Regions from separate parts of the Homo sapiens genome. Here region 2 is linked to region 1. Evidence: chromatin contacts called from ENCODE Hi-C data. All regions are on one chromosome and are shown on one strand. The core of a region is the stretch at or near the end of the contact, and the rest is flanking DNA. Distances in the headings are between cores, read along the strand shown.

Evidence for each region. A loop is a pair of places that touch in the nucleus more often than their neighbours do. Pooled maps may share reads with other maps.
Region 2: a loop to region 1 is called in a pooled map, with 2.2 times the contacts of the local background. The contact joins the promoter of PALD1 here to the promoter of UNC5B in region 1. A Hi-C loop is called at or near these places in 4 of 50 pooled maps.

The regions. Positions count from the first base shown.
Region 1 is chr10:71,208,280-71,215,054 of GRCh38, reverse strand. UNC5B (unc-5 netrin receptor B) reads right to left here and starts at 2,485. Exons shown (of 17, transcript NM_170744.5): 1 at 1,991-2,485. The coding sequence starts at 2,069. RefSeq lists silencers at 2,325-2,584, 5,725-5,784 and an enhancer at 2,429-2,723.
Region 2 is chr10:70,477,517-70,484,291 of GRCh38, reverse strand. PALD1 (phosphatase domain containing paladin 1) reads right to left here and starts at 5,525. Exons shown (of 20, transcript NM_014431.3): 1 at 5,233-5,525. RefSeq lists enhancers at 870-1,417, 2,911-3,552, 3,730-3,909, 3,553-4,195 and silencers at 5,190-5,639, 5,840-5,909.

The sequences.
Region 1 (6,775 bases), core at 1,236-3,735:
GGGCCACACATTCTGGGCAATGAGAAGGCTGCAGGCCGACCCCACCAGTTGGCCCCTCTCCAGGCTGGTGGGCAGGCAGCTACTGCCGCACTAAGTAATGAGCACAATTCCAACACCGCTTCTGCTCGCTGGTGAGAAATCAAAGCCGGGTATTAGAGGCCATTTCTGACTGGGCACCATTCGTGCCCAAATCCATCAAAGCCCTGGGCCTGGGGTTTCTTCTGGGGAAGGTGGGGGCTGGATGCTTTGTTAAGCAGGAAATGCAGGCCACCCCCAGCCTTCTTGGCCAAGCCCACCCACCCAGAGAACTATAGGCCAACCAGTCTTGTCTTTCTCCTACAGCAGCCCCTCATTCCTGGTAACCTAAGTATTTATTCCTGATCCCACTGTCCTGCTGGTACAAAAGCAGCTTCCCAAGACACAACCCTGCCCATGTGCCATTTACAGAGACTTCACCCTACCCTTCAATCATCTCCTCAAACCCCCTCCAACCAGAAACCAGCACCCCAACCAAGCACCTCCCACGTCTAACTGCACCCTTTAAAACAAGGTTGGACATTCAGCAGCCTGCCTTCCCCATCCCCATCATTACCTTCCAACTTCAAAACACTGCTTTAAATACCAGAGTCTGCCCAAATCATAATTAACTTGGATCAAATGGTTGAGTGTTGTAACTCTACTGCACAGGACTTGCACCAGAAAAAAAAAAAAAAGTGGGGAATGTGCTAAAGCCAAGCCCTCACTCCTGGCCGTGGGAATCACTAATTCCAGAATGAGGAATCTTTGGCTATGGAGGGGGGAAGGGCGGATGTCAACTTCGCAGCAGGAGGTAGGAGGTGGGGAGGGCTGCGTCATCTCGTCCACTTTCTGCTCCAGTTTTCCTGCTCCATTCTCAGCCTCAACTCAGAGAGGACTCCGTGCAGGAGGCCCCGTCCCCACCTGGCTCCGGAGCCGAGCCGCCCGGCAGCCGTGGCCAGCCCACTTGCTTGGGTTCGGGTACCAGAGAGAGGCTGGCTCCATTCAGTCCACAGCCTCCCCGAGAAGACGCAGCCCAGCCAGCGACGCCGGGTCCAGCTACAGGACGAGCGAGAAACGTATTCATCCACGGCGAGAGAGGAGGGTTAGGGACTTTATTTCGGAGCCCACCAGTTCGCTGAAGTCATCTTGGTGGGTCCAGAGCGGGCGCTGTACCAAGGAGAGCGCACCTAGTCTGTTCCCCGGACAGCGAGAATGTCAGTGACCAATTTAAAAGGAAACTCCGCAGGATCGCTAAGAACCCCTACCCGCATCCAACACACACACACACACACACACACACACACACACTCTCCAACACTCAGAAAATTAATAATAATAATAATAATAATAATAATAATAATTCTTCCAGACCTGCGGGCCCAGCGATCTCGGGGAAAGCTATGTGTGCAAGACTTAGCCCTCCCCGCTTCAGGAGCCCTGCAAGCCGGCCTGCCGAGGCTACCGAAGCGCTTCCTGTGTTCAGCAGGTCTTTTCGCTCTCTCCCTCTAGTCTGCAGATTGCTGTCCCTATAGCGCGTAAGAGCCTAGGCGAGCCGGGACCAGACTAGTAAGTTACCGGCGTACGGCAGCGAGCGCACACCTTGCTTATGTAGCCAATGTTCTTTTTCGGGGCGGATGCCAGGCGCGCGGAGAGCCGGGCGTCCCCAGGAGGCGGATCCTCCCGGAGACTCAGACCCTGACTCCTACACCCCTTCCAGGGAGAAGAAGGGATCCCTTTCAGGAGCGAGCAGGGACCTTTCAGCTTACTGTGAAGCCCCTTCCCTGCTCCCCGCTCCCGCGATGTGGATGCGCCATTGCCCACTTTGGGAGGCAGTAAAATCTACATTCTAACTTGGGCGCCCTTGCCGCTTTTCCTGCGCGCATCGATGCGACGAAAGACCACCTCAACTTCAGGACAGAGTGAGGCGCAAGGGTCCCCTAGCCCCGCGCCCCCAGACCCGATCGCTTCCTACCTGCTTGGCTCAGCCTCGGGTCCCAGCAGAGCAGCAGTGCCAGCAGCAGCGCGCCCCGAGCTCCGCTCCGGGCCCCCATGCTCCCGCGGCCTGGTTCGGGCGCCTCTCCCCCAGGGCTGTCTCCCTGGCCCCAGTCTCGCCGCCGCCGTCTCCGCCGCCGCCGCCTCCTCCTCGCCGTCCTCCCCGGCGCCCGGCAGCGCCAGCCCGTGCCTTCCGTGGGGGCAGCGGAAGCCACGCTGCGCGGAGGGCCGCCTGGCACTCGGAGCGCGGTGGGTGCCTGGCGCCGGCTCTCGAACGAGGCTCCGGCGCGCCCCTCTGGCTCCGGGTCTCTGAGCGCTCGCCTGGCTCCGGCGCTGTGCCTCCGAAGTTGCGCGACCGCTCAGTGGCGCTCGCAGCGGCGGCGCCGCGCAGTCCCAGCCCCAGTGCGCGCCTCTCGGAGCCCCGCGGCTGCGTGCGGCTCCGGCGCCCTAGCCGGCCCCAGCCGCCTGCCACAATGCCGAGCGCCGCCGCTCGCTCGCCGGAGTGAGTTCGCCAACCGAGGGGACCGCGCGCGGCCGGGGCGGGGCCTGGGCGACCGAGGGCGGAGCCGACAGGGGGACCTTGAGGGGGGATCCGACGGCCATCTGGGCGCGGCCGCGGCAGAGCTGGGGGACCCGGGGGGAGGGTCCTCGCGAGACGCTGGGCGCAGCGTTTTGAAAAACCCGGCCGCTGGAGAATGGCTGGACGTGGAGGCGGCCCAATTTTCGCTCCCCCAAATTAAGGAAATCTGGCTTTGCGCCTTCATTTGGCTTGGCCATGTCAGCTTTCTCCTCTGATTAAACATAGGACTCTCACTTTTGGCTCCCCTGTCTGTAGTATGCGCTCTGCCTTCCACATGTGGGGGTCTTTCCAAAAAAAAGGCTCCCAAAATGAGAACACCCAAGTCCTGGTTACGCGGGGGCTTACAGCGATATGAAGCTGGGTATAGATTAGGATCATCCTGGCTGGCTCTGCTTGTCTGTATGATCTCCGGCAGAACTGTTAACCAGACCCCTGGAAACCCCTCCAGCACTCTGATCCTGCGTTGTTGTAAACTAGCCTCCTACCTGACAGTGGGACAGCCATTTTTGGCTCAGTGTAAACTTGGACTCTGCCCCTTATTTACTGTGTGACCTTGAACAAGTTACTTAACAATTCTATTGCTCCCTTCATCATCATCTGTAAAATGGAGGAAAAGGATAACTATTTCATAAGGGGGTATAGAATTAAATTTTAAAACTTGTGTGGAAATTGCAGTGCAAGTGTCAATAATCTCTTTCCAAGATTCTCCCCTCCCAGCCAGTCTGATTCCAGGGGGAAAGTCCTGACCACCCAAAGGTGGTCCAAGGAGCACGTGGGGACAGGTGAGGTTTGAAGGATGGGCAGTGTCTTGGGATTGAAACCCAGAGAGATCAGAACGAGCGGATCAGCTAACATAGGCAAAGACCTTCCCTGTGCCAGGCACAGGGCTAAGCACTCTGTATGCATCATGTCAGTTAATTCTCACAACCCTCTGAAGTAAGCACCATTTACATCCCATTTTACAGATGAAGGACCTGAGGCACAGAGGTGTAAAGCCACCTGCCGGAGATCACACTGCTTGGAGTGACTGAGTGACTGAGCAAAGGGGATGGGGGAGATGGGATTGGAAAGAAACCCTCTAAACGGGGGAGCCTCACTTGAACACCTTCCCTGGGGCTGGATTGGGCTGTGCGAAGGGGACTGTCCTAGCTGTTTCCCCAGAGGTGAGGTGAAGGCAGGACTAGTACCCTCTCCACACACACTCCCCTCACAAGCCGGGGTCTTGGAGTATCTAGGGGAGGTCGTGCATGCCATCAGCACATCTCCCTAACCCTCTCTGACTGGGCACCCAGCATCAGGAGGGTGGCAACAGGTGGACTGGGACTCCCTGGGGGAAGAACTTCCATCAATTGAGAAAGGCTGCTGTGGGCAAAGGTAGGTTGCTTAGCTTGGCCTCTGACAGCCCTAGCAAGGGCAGTGGATGAGACAGTCAACAGCTCAGCACACCCAAACCAACTCCACCTTGCAAATACACATGCACACACACAACTACCCACCCATACACACCTGCAAAGGTACACACACGAAAACATACAACAAAGACAACAGGTGCAATGTTTCACCTCCCATAAACATCACACCTACAAATAGGCACCCGACTCCAGAGACACCCACATACCAAAGATGTATGCCTAAAAAAAGCAAACACACAGGCGCACACAACTAAAAACACAAATAGGCAGATGACTCCCAAGACAAATAGATATTTGGATACTTAACTACTGCCAGGAAACACATACAGGCACGCCTGTGCCAAGACCCACATCTGACGGTCATCCCCTGGATGCAGGCACATGGTCAAGGTTGTGCCTGTGCTGGAGAGCTCAGCAGGGACCTCAGCAGAGACGGGCAGCATGCAGAGACCACAGCATGTTCTCTCTCTCTCCCCAACCTCTTTCTCTCTCTCCTTCAGGCCAGTGGGGTATTGGAGATTTTTCTAAAAAGTTCCACCCCTTGGAACTTTGCTGTTTAGGTGGTAAAGTGTACCCAGCAGGCCCTTCTAGTCCAAGTATCAGGTTTCACGGCTTTAATTCCTGGGTGGAGAGAAGGGGGACTGGAGATGGGGGCAAGCAAAAGGAAGACATTACCCCCTCTCCTGCCAGTCCCTGCCCCACTTCCCTTCTCAGCCTAACCACTCTCTCAACTCTTGAAATATACTCTTGGGAGGTCCCGGGCCCTGCTCTCCCTCCAGGACTCCAGCATCAGGGCATGGGATTTTGCATGTTGGGAATCTCTCTGTAACTGCTCTGTGCCCCTGCTCCTGTACCAAGTCTCTGAGCCTTCTCTAGCCACCTGCAGCTGAGCAGTTGCAGATGTGGTTCCTCTCCAGCCCTGGCATCTCAAGAGTGCAGGCTGTCAGTTGAGGCCAGGCAAGGGGCTTCAGAGGGAGTCAGACTCCCCCTGAGCCATACCTTTCCCCGGGATGGGTGAAGAATGGGCAGGGTCCCTGCCTGGGGGATGACACATTAGGATAGCAGGATTAAGATTTGCCAGGGTGTTCCCAAACCGAGTGCCATGGGCCTCACAGCAAAGGCATCCTGCTGGGAGTTAAGCATGAGGACGAAGCAGTGAGTTGCTTGAAGTCAGGTGCCCTGTGTTCCCTGTTCCCCATGATATATCTAGCACTGAAGACAGTTTCTGGCATAGCAGGGATGCAATCAACCTTGGTTGAGTGGGTACATCAATAAGGCTGGGGGGAAAGGGGTTGATGGTCAAAGGGCCTAAGAGTTGCTATGTGAGCCCCACCCTCCCCTCCCCTCTATTTCCTGGGGTCTGGGGGTTCTGAGGCTGAAAGTAGGGCAGGCTTTGTGGCATAGATCTGCTTTGAAATCAGTCCCAGAGCCAGTTCTCACCCTTGGTGGGGACTGCAGATGCTTCCAGCGGCTACCATCACTTGTCTCAAACCACAGGAGTGTGTAGGAAAGAGTTCTGGATCTGGAGGGCTGTGGCCCTAAACCTGGGGGCTGCTCTTACCTGCTGGCGGATCTTAAGCCAGTTACTGAAACTTTCCCAGCGTCAGTTTCCTCAACTGTAAAACAGGAATAATAATTACTTCACAGTATTAAGAAGAATAATAAGGCCAATAATCTGGCTGTATAAAAACCGCCTATTTGATAACAATTACGATTTAAAAGCAGCTGTAGGGGCTCCCGGCAGGAGTGGCTGCCGGCTTGGGGTTGACGCCTCCCGCTCCGTCGGGACCGTGTGCGCGAAGGTGCCACCAGGCGGCGCGCTGCCGCTTACGCCTCCCCGTGGCCGCCAGTCTCCCTCCTCCGGCGATGGGAGAATTGTCCTGGCCCCACCCCGCCTGGGGCCGCCCTGACAGAGTCCTTGTCCCGGGTTGTCAGGGGAAGTGGCACTCAGACGACTCCGTTTGCAGGATCTTGAGTGGGAAGGCTTGGGAATGAGTTCACGGTGCCTCCCCTGAGTCGTTCGGTCCAGAACGGACCCCAAAAACCTGGACCCTGGAGAAGGGAAGCGCCTAAAGCTGAAGTCCTTAACGCTTTACCATCTCTTTGTAATAATATTATCAGAGCTAAGGTTGAGTGCTTACTATATGCCAGGTACTATTCTAAATCTCTTCGGCCGGGCACAGTGGCTCCCGCCTGTAATGCCAGCACTTTGGGAGGCGGAGGCGGGCGGATCACTTGAGGTCAGGAGTTCAAGACCAGCCTGGCCAACATGGCGAAACCCCATCCCTACTAGCAATACAAAAATTAGCTAGACATGGTATCGTGCTCTGTTAATCCCAACTACTCGGGAGGCCGAGGCACGAGAATCGCTTGAACCCAGAAGGCAGAGGTTTTCTGTGAGCCGAGATCGTGCCACTGCACTCCAGCCTGGGCGACAGAGTGATACTCTGTCTCAAAAAAAAAAAAAAAAAAAAAAAAGTACCGCTTTAAACATTTTAAAGTGCACAATCCAGTGGTTTTTAGTATATTCCCAATGTTGTGCAGCCATCACCACTACCTAATTGGAGAACATTTTTATCACCTCCAAAAGAAACCCCATACCATTAACCCCATTCTCCCCTCCCCCAGCCCCTGGCACCCACTAATCTACTTTCTATCCTATTCTGGACATTTCATATAAATGGAATCATACTATATGTGGCCTGGGTCATTAAACTTGGACTCTTAACCTCTACTAAGTACTGTGACAACCTTCTTCCTTCCATCCTTCTTA
Region 2 (6,775 bases), core at 4,276-6,775, 730 kb after region 1:
GTGGCTCATGCCTGTAATCCCAACACTTTGGGAGGCCAAGGCAGGCAGATCACCTGAGATCAGGAGTTTGAGACCAGCCTGGCCAATGCGGTGAAACCCCATCTCTATTAAAAATACAAAAATTAGCTGGGCGTAGTGGTGGGCACCTGTAATCCCAGCTACTCAGGAGGCTGAGGCACGAGAATTGCTTGAACCTGGGACGCAGAGGTTGCAGTGAGCTAAGAATGCGCCACTGCACTCCAGCCTGGGCAACAGAGTGAGACTCCATCTCAAAAAAAACAAACAAACAAAAAATATATTGCCAGATGCTGATGTTCAGTGTACTTTCTTTGCCTGTTCAATCATGGAAGGTGGCACTCAGTTGCAGAATGTGTTGTACCTTTCAGCACCTGATGTATACATCCCGTGTAACAGAAAGGGCAACAATAAAACAGTGATCCTAAAAAAAGCCGGGGACACATCCATGGGCCACTCTGTGACCAGCAGGAAAGGGGTTAACTCCTTCAGGAGATTCTCCATTCCAGGAAAAGGAAAAGGGGAGGAGAAGTCCCTTCTGTGCTTTCCAAACAGAATCTTCGAAAAATGTCCCAGCGTCCCAGGCCTCCATTCTGGGAAGGCCAGACAGAGGCCGGCACAGCCCACAGAGAGGAAGGGCCTGGGGCTCAGCAGGATGCAGAAGCTGGCAGGGTCCCAGGTCATCTCAGGGCACCCACCCCTCTCCCCTCCCATGGGCCCCAGCCCAGCCTGTTGGCCGTTTCCCAGGGTACCCACAGCCCTCACAGCACCACATCCTCTCTCCTTGGGGAATTTCTGAAAGCCCCAGCTCCCTGGGAGCCCAAAGCATTGGCAGTGACACACCCAGTTCCCAAAGATGTTCTCTACTGCCTTCCATGGGTGTGCAGATGACCCAGACACCCCACCTGCCTCTCTCATCAGTGCCCCAGCTTCAGCCCAGGCAGGGGCACCCCTTAAAGCCAAAGTCAGCCCACATGCCAGTTATGGGAAATACACAAAACGCTTCACAAGGGCTGTCACACCTCTGCCACGCTGCTCTTTCTGCTGGGGAAGCCTTGCCCTCCTCCTTTGCAAACTCCTGGCCATCCCTCAAAGCCCACGTGAAGTATCACACACACCCCAGGCCAGCCATTCCCTCCCTCAGGCTCCAACCATAACTAGCACAGACCCCATCACAGAACCAGACATGGTGTCTGCATGTACCTCACTCACCTCCTGGCAGGGACAGAGTTTAATCTACCTTCGGAGCCCCTGCACCTCATACTGAACCCAGGGCCAAGAAAGCTCAGGAACCCACATCAAGATGCCACGCTGGTCCCTTCCCACCAACTGGTCCTGTGCAAGCATCCTGGCCTCTGCTGAGAGAATAACATCGTGGTAATAACATAAGCACCTAATGTTTACTGAGTACTTCCTAGGAGCCAGACAGCCTCGGAGGCTCTCTGCGATTACCTCCTTTCATCCTTGTGACATTCTCATAAGGGAGTTGCTATCCTTAACCCTGTTACACAAGGGACTTGAGGCACAGAGAGGTTAAGTTTCTTGCCCTGGGCCACATGGCTAATGAGGGAGGGAGCAGAAATTCAGACCCTGGTAGTTTCTTTCCAGAGCCAGTGTTCTTAATCACAACAGGTCTATTTGCAGGTAGGAAGATGGTCGAGGCAGATGTGTCAGGAAAAGCCCTGAGTGGAAAAGGAACTCAGGGATTATAAAGGCCAGTGCTTCCAGACCTTCTCTTTCCCCGGGTCCCAGCCAAAGGCCTCGGAAGACAAACAGAGCCTCCTCCCAGACTAAGCCTGCTGCTCCCAGGCTCAATCCTGTGCTGAGCACCAGTTACAGGAAACATAAAAAGTCCATCTGCAAGTGCCTTGGCCCAAGACAGGGGCAGCACATGGCTGGGCTGCCCTCTGGGAAACGAAAGCCATGATTTGGGACTATTCTTAGCAAACACTGGCTCCCCTCCCAGAGGCCCAGCAGTCAGCAGGCCCAAGCTTCCATACGCCCGCCCAGCCTGCCATTTCCTGACCCCGTGTATGGAGGTCCCACAGGGCTAAGGAGGGACTAGTGGGCACCGACTGAGGACAAAGCCCTCCAGCTTTCACAGGAGAGGTGCCTGGCCCACCCAGCCTGCTCCAGACCTCACCCAGAGGCCCAGGGCCATGCACCTGGCTGCTGAGGAAGCCCTGCAGAGTCCTGGCCACAGGGGATGGCTCATAATCAAAGGCCCCCACCGCCACATCAACTGAGCACTCACTCCATGCCATGCACTGGGCCACATGCTTTGCACTGATTTTCTCCCACTGAACCCACAAGGAGGTAGAGGTTACTGACCCCACTCTAAAGATGAGGAAACCAATACATTAATTGACTTGCTGGAGGTTGCATGGTGCATTAGTATCAAAGCATATCTAGAATCTGGGCTGTCTCTCAGGTGCCAGGTTGGGCAGAGGAGACCTGAGCATAGCCAGGTGGGGGACCCCTTCCCTGTGCAAGCCCACGGCTTAGCAGAGAAGGAGCCCGCCCCAGAGGGCAGTGGCTCTCATCACAGACGCAGCTACATGTGTGCTCTCTCTCTCACCTGGGGGATCCCTGTCAAAGACCCGCAGGCTTGGGTTCAGAAGGAGAATCCCCAGACAGTTCCTCTCCTATTCTGGTAGGAAAGGAACAGTTGGAGCACCCTACCCAGGCCACACAGCCTCACTTCAGGAAGCCTCTGGAGATCCAGGGAAGATGAGAATCAAAATTCAAAGAGCACCTGCTGGCACTTAAGGCACAAACACAGCCTTGTAATGCAGAGGTGGAGAGGCCAAATGACTCTGAGTAAAACACAGGAGACTGAGCTTTTTGGGGTCCTCAAACCCCAAAGTGAGAGTCTAGAAATAAGCTCCACCACAGAGCACCTGTACCATCACCACCCCAAACAGGACAACTTCCGGGCACTGTGCCACGCAGGGAAACAGTGATAACCAGGCAATGCACGCCTCGGCCTACCTCTCAGAACCCACCTGTGTCTGGTTCCTGGCCTCTGCTGTCCGCTGGCTCTGGCAAGCATATGTGTCTGTGCCCCCCAGGAGCTCACAGCCAACTCCATTCTGCCCAGGCACTTGAGCGGCTTCCCTGTGGCTCCGAGTCTTTTGTCTGGGAATGTCGGTTCCCATCCCCGTCTGTGCTCTGCTGGGTCTACCTATATGTCTGTCCACTTACATGTCTGCCTCCCATGTGGGGAGATTCAGATCCCAGCAATGGTGTATTTCTATGTACGTGTCTGCAGCCCATACGTGGCCCACGCTGATGGGTTCATGTATGTCTGTCCCCGCACATGTCTGTGTCCCTGGGTTGTTTGCTCACCCCCACCATCCTCCTGTGTCTGTCCTCAAGTATATATGTATCCAGCTCCTCTACGTCTCTGCCCACACAGATGTAAACCTGAGCACACACACGCACTCACGTCTCTGCCCACACGGGGCATCCCCCACAGGTGCCTGGGTAACCCAGGTCTGTGCACCACCTGTTTGGAGGCAGGCAAGTGTGTTCACACAAGTTCTCACAGTGCCAGCCAAGGGCTTCGGGTGAGCTCAGCAACTCCCACTCCCAGAACTGCACCCAAGGCCACGAGCATGAGCACACTGCCACCTCCACGAAGTGCTCCAGAAAAACAGAAACCTGCCAGGGACAATGAGGGAGGGGGCAGGGCCCCAGATACAGCAGAGCCTCACAGAAGTGAGGTCAGAGCTGTGCCAGGAACCACCCACCTCAAGCCACCTGGGCCCTACTGTGCCCACCCCCAACACTGGCCAGGAAAGGGAGGGGGGTGCATGCACCACCTGGGGTCTGTCTGCACTCATAGGAAACTGGCCCAGTGCCTGCCAGCCTCCCGACCTACCCCAACCCCCCGCGACAGAGGCTCTTCAGAAAGGAAGTGAGGACTTCCTCCTGCTTACCTCTGAACCTCCTACAAGGCTGGCTCTAGACCCCAAACCCCAGGAGCCACAGGGCAACTAGGAGTGTCCTGTGCTCAGCCCAAGCCAAGAAACCAAATGGGTTATTTCAGAAATCCACCAGCAGGAAACAAACAAACCTGGGAGTGGGTGGGGATGAGTGCAGGAGAACCTCCTCAGCGCCCCTGCTGCTCCCTGCCCTTGGAGCAAGGTAATAAGGAAGGGCGGGCATGGAGCTGGAACATTTCAGCACATTTGCTTGCTTGCATGGAACTGGATCTCTGCTGCCCTGGCACTCTCGCAGCCTACATTACTCACATAGCAATTAATGGTGTGTAGCCTCTTGGCTTTCCACTATTACCAGTTCAGGACTGGTATTGAAACCCTGTATCGGGGAACTTTGTGTGTTTATGTCCTGTCTTGCCCCCAGGGGCTGAGCCTCCTGAGGACAGAATCCTCCAAATCCTCCTCCATCCACACATTCCAGGGGCACGGCCCAGTGCCCTTCCTGGCATTTAAGAGGTGCTCGGCCACTGGGTTCAGGTTACTCTACCCAGAAGCCAAGGAGTTGGTTCCTGGGCCTCTGGCTGGGAGAGTAGAGATGCCCAGAAGATTCCCTGGGCCATGAAGCTTTACTCCCATCTCTGACAACCCAAGAGAAAGGGCTCCAACCATCCCGGCCACCTTCAGGAGCCGGGTCTCCCATAGGCCACTCTCTCTCTGACAGGTTACTGCCCCTTCAGGAAAACCCTCTGAAACTGAAAAACGTACTCTCCTTGGAGACCCGGGCCTACAGAGGAAGAGGGCCAGACTGGGCCAAGAATCAAAGCCTGTGCCCGCTGAGACTTCTGGACTCGTCCTGGGTCTGAGGGCCTCACGCCCCCTAGAGATGAGTCCCAGGACCCCATCTCGGTCATGAAGCGGCTTCCCTCTCCCCAATCTCCCCCTAACTTCGCGGGAAACCCTAGCTCCTGGCCATGCTCCCAGGTCTGGCAATGAAAAGTGGAATTGTCACCAGGCCATGCCTACACCAAACCCAGGGAACTCGGGAGAGGGGGTAGCCCAGGGTCCAACACACACAACCACCCAGCAACTGCTCCCTGTGAGTCCCTCTTGCCTCCCAGGGACCAATCCTGAGCGGGTGTGGGGTGAAGGCCCAGGACCTCACCTCTCCAAAGGATGGGGAGTTGGTGTCTGGAGCAGCCTCGGGCTGGGGGGTGCCCGGGGGATTCCAGATTTGCCCTCCCCTCGCCAGCCCCAGGGCAGGACACTTCGGTACCTGCCAGCCCGCGGCTCCGGGGGGCATCCGTGCTCCTGCGGCCGGCGTGCTGCGCCCGAACTGCGGGCGCCGAGTCAGGCAGCGACGGGGCGCGCCCGGCGCGCGCTCTGGCTCCAGCTCGCTCCTCCCAACTTCGCCAGCCCATGCGGGGGCAGAGGTGGCTCCGGAGGTGGGCAGGCCAGGCGGACCCGGCGAGGCCACGCGAGAGGGAGCCCGTGCTCACCGGCGACGGGACCTGCGCGCCCCGGCCCGTGCGCGCCGCGCTGCTCCCCAGCGCCCCGCTACCCAACGCCGAGGGGCGGACCCGACCCGGCCGCCAATCACCGCGCCCGCCCCCGCCCGGACCGCGAGTCCCGGCCCCACCGCGAGGGGCGGGGGGCTCAGATTTAAAGACACACTCAGCCCAGCCGCAGCCCCCGGGCGGGAGGAACGCGGGCGCCACGTTCCCCGGCTGCGCTTCCTCCCTCCGCCCGCCCACCCTCCGCGAGGAGGAAAAGTTTGGGGCGGGGGAGACTGCCCGGGAAGCCAGTTCCTCTTCCCTCGTCGCTAGTGCGGCTCCTTCTGGAAGACACCCAAACCCGACATCCAGCCTCCTGGCTGCGAGAGGCAGCAGCGCTCTGGGCGCCACACCCCGTCCCGGACGCCGGCTACCCGCGACACCCGCTGGCCCGGCTTCCCTCGCCCCCCTCTGCTTTACAGCCAGGCCGAGCCTCGGCGGGACCGAGCCCAGCATCCGGGCTCCGGGCCGGCCTCGCTGTGCAGTGCGGCCGGAGCTGGATGATGGTGCGCTCTGCACTTTTGCCTCCCACGTGTCGAAGGGGAGCCCCTAAACAGCAGACGGTCCCCCCAAGCAGGGGCTTCTCCCACGCCCCGGGGTCCTAAGGAAACGCGCCCCTCGGCCCCCAGAGGTGAGAGGGGAACAGCAGAGCAGAGCTTTGGATGGAGAGGGGTCCCTCCGCCCCCACCCATCATGCGGCTCCAGGCAGTGACCCGCACCATAGGCCTGCCCCCCCCACCACTCCTCACCCCACACGCGCGGACTAGCACTAGGCGGCAGCCAGCCCGGCCCACTCCGACGGCCCCGCACGCCCCCGCGAGCACGTGGGTGAACGCACCCACGTGCGTGCGTTCACTCTTCGCTGTGCTTCCTCGCGGAGAGATAGGCTTTGTTGTGGTTGGTGAGTCACTTCCTCCCTCTCGCTGCTCCACACTCGGGAAATCCTTTTTTCTCACCTGTTACCACCTGCCTCACCCCCATTCAGGACTGGAGCTGGATTTCGGCGAGCTGGGGTTGCCCCAGGATGCAGGCAGTGTAGGCCCCACCTCTGTCAGGCTGGAGAGCGCTGGGCTGGGAGAGGGGAACACATTCCCCATGACCCCTAAGAATAACTGAAGACAAGAGAAATCACTCATTGTGGTGGTCTCACCATGTCCCTAGCACCTAGCTCTTAAGTGCCTCGCGAAGTTATAAGGTCGGTACTTTTCTGATCCCTATTTTAACAAATGAGGAAACAGGCCCAGGGAAGACTTGTCCTCAGCTCCA